2 separate regions of the Homo sapiens genome follow, and region 1 is linked to region 2. The links are chromatin loops, found by intact Hi-C in ENCODE. Cell type or tissue: heart right ventricle. All regions are shown on one strand. Region 1 overlaps CDIN1 (CDAN1 interacting nuclease 1). Region 2 has its middle 17 kb from the start of CDIN1.

What was found. A loop is a pair of places that touch in the nucleus more often than their neighbours do. Peaks named below come from ENCODE experiments on the same cell type or tissue, not always from the same donor. Only the 100,000 strongest peaks of a DNase experiment are listed, where the experiment ranks them.
Region 1: it touches region 2 in a loop (3-fold over the local background); 4 of 110 quality-filtered maps call a loop at or near these places.

The regions. Positions count from the first base shown.
Region 1 is chr15:36,611,024-36,613,523 of GRCh38, reverse strand. All of the region lies in intron 1 of CDIN1 (CDAN1 interacting nuclease 1), which reads right to left. It also overlaps the pseudogene LOC751603. Among named protein-coding and RNA genes, the nearest start is that of CDIN1, 33 kb to the right of the region's middle. In heart right ventricle, no CTCF peak of the experiment used is centred here; no DNase peak of the experiment used is centred here; H3K27ac peaks cover 2,434 bases.
Region 2 is chr15:36,561,411-36,563,910 of GRCh38, reverse strand. No RefSeq gene overlaps it. Among named protein-coding and RNA genes, the nearest start is that of CDIN1, 17 kb to the left of the region's middle. In heart right ventricle, no CTCF peak of the experiment used is centred here; no DNase peak of the experiment used is centred here.

The sequences.
Region 1 (2,500 bases), 50 kb before region 2:
GCACAACCTGGATCTTGCGCTTCACCGCCTTGATGGTGGTGATCCCAGCCATGGTGCCCACCTAGCTACTGCTCACGCTCCAGTTCCTGCCTCCTCCACTCAGCGTTGCAGCCTCCTCTCCAAAACTGAGTTCTTAAGACAAGGAATCCTTTTTTTATCTTTACATCTTTTTAACTTTACGTCATCAATATATAGCACAGTGACTTGCACCTATTAGCCTTCCAAGTGATGACTTAGTGAAGAATGACCCTCCTCCTCTCATTCCCTAACATCCACACCCGCATACCAAACACACACATCCATTTTAAGGGAAAATGTAAAAACATTGCAACTCACAGACACAGCAAATGAACATGCATTGAGATAACATGTGAACACATAACAGAGATGCCATTGCTAACGGAGATGTTTTGCTTCCAAACACCGTGGTGCCTAACAATTAGTGATTTTAAGCTTCACAAGAATAAGAGAGTGTGTGCTCCTAATTAAGTCTTAGAAATTTTGACTATATCAAATACAGAACAAAAACCTAGTATGTTTTGGCCTCTGCTTTCATTTTGATAATGGCTACAATATCACAAAATTCAAGCAACCAACTGTTACCTTTTTAAGAGATATCGACAAATACTGAGATTGATGGAAACGTTTTCTTAGGGAAAAGATGTTTATGTCCAGACTAAAAATAATGATGCCTGAAAAGAGCACTGTGACCTGTTGATTATATAATCAGTAACCGCTCCCTAACCCAACTCTCTATCTTTACAACATCCAAGAAGATAATGCAGACTAGTCATTGCAGGAAATCTGTAAAAGCCATATACAAGTCCTGACATAGTCAGACCAAATCCAGAACCAGGGAAGTAAAGACGCTCAGCATCATAACATGCCAAGCTTACTAAAAGGCTACGTGACTCACCAGCAATCAGTAAGGCACACACTTTAAAATGGCTCTGAATATGGTGACAAACTTGTTCTCATGCAGCCTCATTCTGATCTCATATCCTAGGAATCCAATCTGATAAAACCCAGCCCATCTATCTCTAATAGATGGGGTGAGGTTCGCTTACGAGGGATAGAAAATACAATCCCAAATAACTGTGGATTATACCGTACAGAAATGTTTGTCTTTCCCAGTAAGATTTGTCTCTTCCACCACAGCAATTTTGCTCCAGGAAGTCCTTGGGACCCAGGCTCCTGTCAGCTCACCATTCTATCAGCCCACAGTTAAGACTGTGGCATGTGCATTCCAGACAGCAAGACTGAGAAAGGATCCTGAAGAAGAGAGACAAGGGCTGTCTCTTAGGGAAGGCTCCACATAAAACTAAGCTGCCACATGAAACTTACGCTTACTCTGCAATAGCCAGAACTCAGTCCCATGGCCATGAAAGATACAAGGACGCCTCTGTTCTTGGAAGTCATGTTCTGGTCAAAACTGGAGGATTCTATCACATTAGAAGAATGAGAAAACAGACACCTGGGGAAAACTACATTTTCTATCATGGGAACAGCACTCTATCCAAGTGAACTCAACAATTATAAATGAAGCTACTATAATTCTGAACAATGTACCACGGCTAAAAGTTGTCTTCATTCACTTTACTTACTCAATAAATTTAAGCCATTTTAAATTCCTACTATATGTTATTCCTTTAAGAGTTATCTCTAATAATTATGAACTTCATTTCACAAACACCATTGGTGAATAACAGAGTGTAGGGCTAGAGATACCACCAAAAAAACAACTTGATATTCATTTGATAAAAGGCAAATGCCTTGCTGATGTTTTTAGTTCAAGACATGATCGATTCCGTTTAGTAAAATATTTACCAACTTTAGGAATAAAGTATTCGATTCCCAAAACACAAACTTTCTTTCTCCTATTCTCTTTCAAGATAATGATAATACTAAGAAAATTTTAAAATCAGCTGATTTTATGAGGTATGGACATTTCATCTCAAAAGAGATGCAGGTATACCTAGATTCACTCAACCAACCCATGATAATTTTGTATAAGTTTCCTTCTCAGTCTTTCTTCATTTCATTAAACCCACCAATGTACATTAAATAGCTACACATTTGGAAGCCTCTTGAAATAGGTGGTTAGTTCACTTATTCAGAATTTCAACAAATATTTATCAAGCACCTGTTTGTTGACAATTTCCACGTGCTGGAGAGTGGACTCTCAAAAGAGTATGTAGCACAGGACTCAGCCTCCCCAAGACTTTTATATTCAAAAGGCATTGCTTCTGGTAAGTAGAAAACACAGTTATTCTCAGAACTAAAGGACTCCCTACTGTCTATCTGAGTATTGTCAATAGCTACCCAGTTCAGTCAGAACCAGATTCTCCAACTGTACCTAAACAAATTGCCAAGAAGTGCTAAGGCCTCCCCCAAAAAAGCCTGTTATAATAAGTTCTTTCAAATAACTTGTTAAAAATGATCTTACTACAGAATGTTATGCAGATAATTTGGGTAACATAACGCTAAGAGAATGAGTCAG
Region 2 (2,500 bases):
GGCACTGGTAGATCTAGTGAGGTGTGGGCCCACTTCTTGGTTTGCAGATGACCATCTTCTCATCGTACCCTGACATGGCAGAGAGCAAATAGAGTAAGCAAGTTCTTCTGTTTCTTCTTACAAGGTGTATTAGTCTGTTCCCACACTGCTATAAAGAAATACCTGAGACTGGGTAATTTATAGATAAAAGAGGTTTAGTTAGCTCACAGATTCACAGGGTGTACAGGAAGCATGGTTGAGGAGGCCTCAGGAAACTTACAATCATGGTGGAAGGTGAAGGGGAGGCAAGCACGTCTTACATGCCTGGAACAGGAGGAAGAAAGAGAAAGGGGAGGTGCTACACACTATTAAATAACCAGATCTTGTGAGAACTTACTACCAGAAGAACAGCAAGGAGAAAGTCTGTCCTTATGATCCAATCACCTCCCACCAGGCCCCTCTTCCAACATTGAGGATTACAATTCAAAATGAAATTTGGGTGAGGACACAAATCCAAACCATATCAGAAAGGCACAAGTCCCATTCATGAGGGCTTCACCCTTAGAACTTAATTACTTCTGAAAGGACCCACCTCCTAATACCATCACATTGAGAGTTAGGATTTCAACACATGAATTTGGAGTGGAACATGCAGTTCCTAACAGATGAATAAGTTCATGGAGGAGGAAAGATGAGGGAAAAAGCTTTCATACACTTTCCTTCAAGTGCCAATTAAGGATGTAAAAATAAGGTGAGCCTCCTATCTTTATAGCATCCCACATATATCACTAACATAGGGATTGCTACTACTACTTTGCAATGATCTGTTTCCATTTTTGTCTTCCTCTGTTAGGTCCTCGAGGACAGGGTTTGTATCTTAATCTCTTTGTCCTCAGTGTATTAGACTGTTCTCACACTGCTAACAAAGACATACCCAAGACTGGGTAATTTATAAAGGAAAGACTTTTAATTGATTCACAGTTCTGCATGCTGAGGAGGTCTCAGGAAACTTACAATCATGGTGGAAGTTACCTCTTCACAGGGCAGCAGGAGAGAGAATGAGTGCCAAATGAAGGGAGAAGCCCCTTATAAAACCATCAAATCTCATGAGAACTAACTCACTATCGTGAGAACAGCATGGGGGGAACCTGGCCTCATGATTCAGTTATCTCCAGCTGGTCTCACCCTTGACATGTGGGGATTATGGGAACTACAATTCAAGATGAGATTTGGGTGGGGACATAGCCAAACCATATCATTCTGCCTCAGCCCCTCCCAAATCTCATGTTCTCATATTTCAAAACACAATCATGCCTTTCCAACAGTCCCCCAAAGTCTTAAGTCATTCCAGCATTCACTCAAAAATCCAAGTTCAGACTGTTGTCTGAAATAGGTCAAGTCCCTTCTGCCTATGAGCCTGTAAAATCAAAAGCAAGTTAGTTACTTCCTAGATATAATGGGGGTACAGGCACTGGGTCACTACACCCATTCCAAATGGGAGAAATTGGCCAAAACGAAGGGGCTACAGGCCCCATGCAAGTCTGAAATCCAACAGGGCAATCATTAAATCTTAAAATTCCAAAATGATCTCCTTTGACTCCATGCTTCACATCCAAGTCATGCTGATGCAAGAAGTGGGCTCCCACAGCCTTGAGTAGCTCTGCCCCTGTGGCTTTGCAAGGTGCAACCCCTCTCCTAGTTGCTTTCATTGGGTGTCTGTGGTTTTTCCAGGCACATTGTGCAAGCTATTGGTGTATCTATCATTCTGGTGTCTGAAGGATGGTTGCCCTCTTCTCACAGCTCCACTAGGCAGTGCCGCAGTGGGAACTCTGTGTGGGGACTCTGACCCCACATTTTCCTTCTGCACTGCCCTAGCAGAGGTTCTCCATGAGGGCTCTGCCCCTGCAGCAAACTTCTGCCTTGATATCCAGGCATTTCCATACAGCCTCTGAAATCTAGCAGAGGTTCCCAAACCTTAGTTCTTGTCTTCTGTGCACCCACAAGACCAACACCACATAGGAGCTGCCAAGGCTGGGGGCTTGCAGCCTCTGAAGCAATGTCCTGAGCTCTACCTTGGCCCCTTTTAGCCATGGTTGGGCTGCCAGAACAGACTGGCCCAGGAAACCATTTTTCCCTCCTAGGCCTCTGCGCCTATGATGGGAGAAGCTGTCATTAAAGTCTCTGACAGACCTTGGAGACATTTTCCCTATTGTCTTAGTGATTAATATCAGGCTCCTCCTTGCTTATGGAAATTTCTGCAGCTGGCTTAAATATCTCCCTAGAAAATTGGTTTTTCTTTTTTATCACATCATCAGGCTGCAAATTTTCCAAACTTTTATGCTCTGCTTCCTCTTGAATGCTTTGCTGCTTAGAAATTTCTTCTACCAGGTATGCCAAGTCATCTCTTTCAAGTTCAAAGTTCCACAGATCTCTCTAAGGCAGGGGCAAAAAGCTGCCAGTCTCTTTGCTCAAGCACAGAAAGAATGACCTTTGCTCCAGTTCCCAACAAGTTCCTCATCTC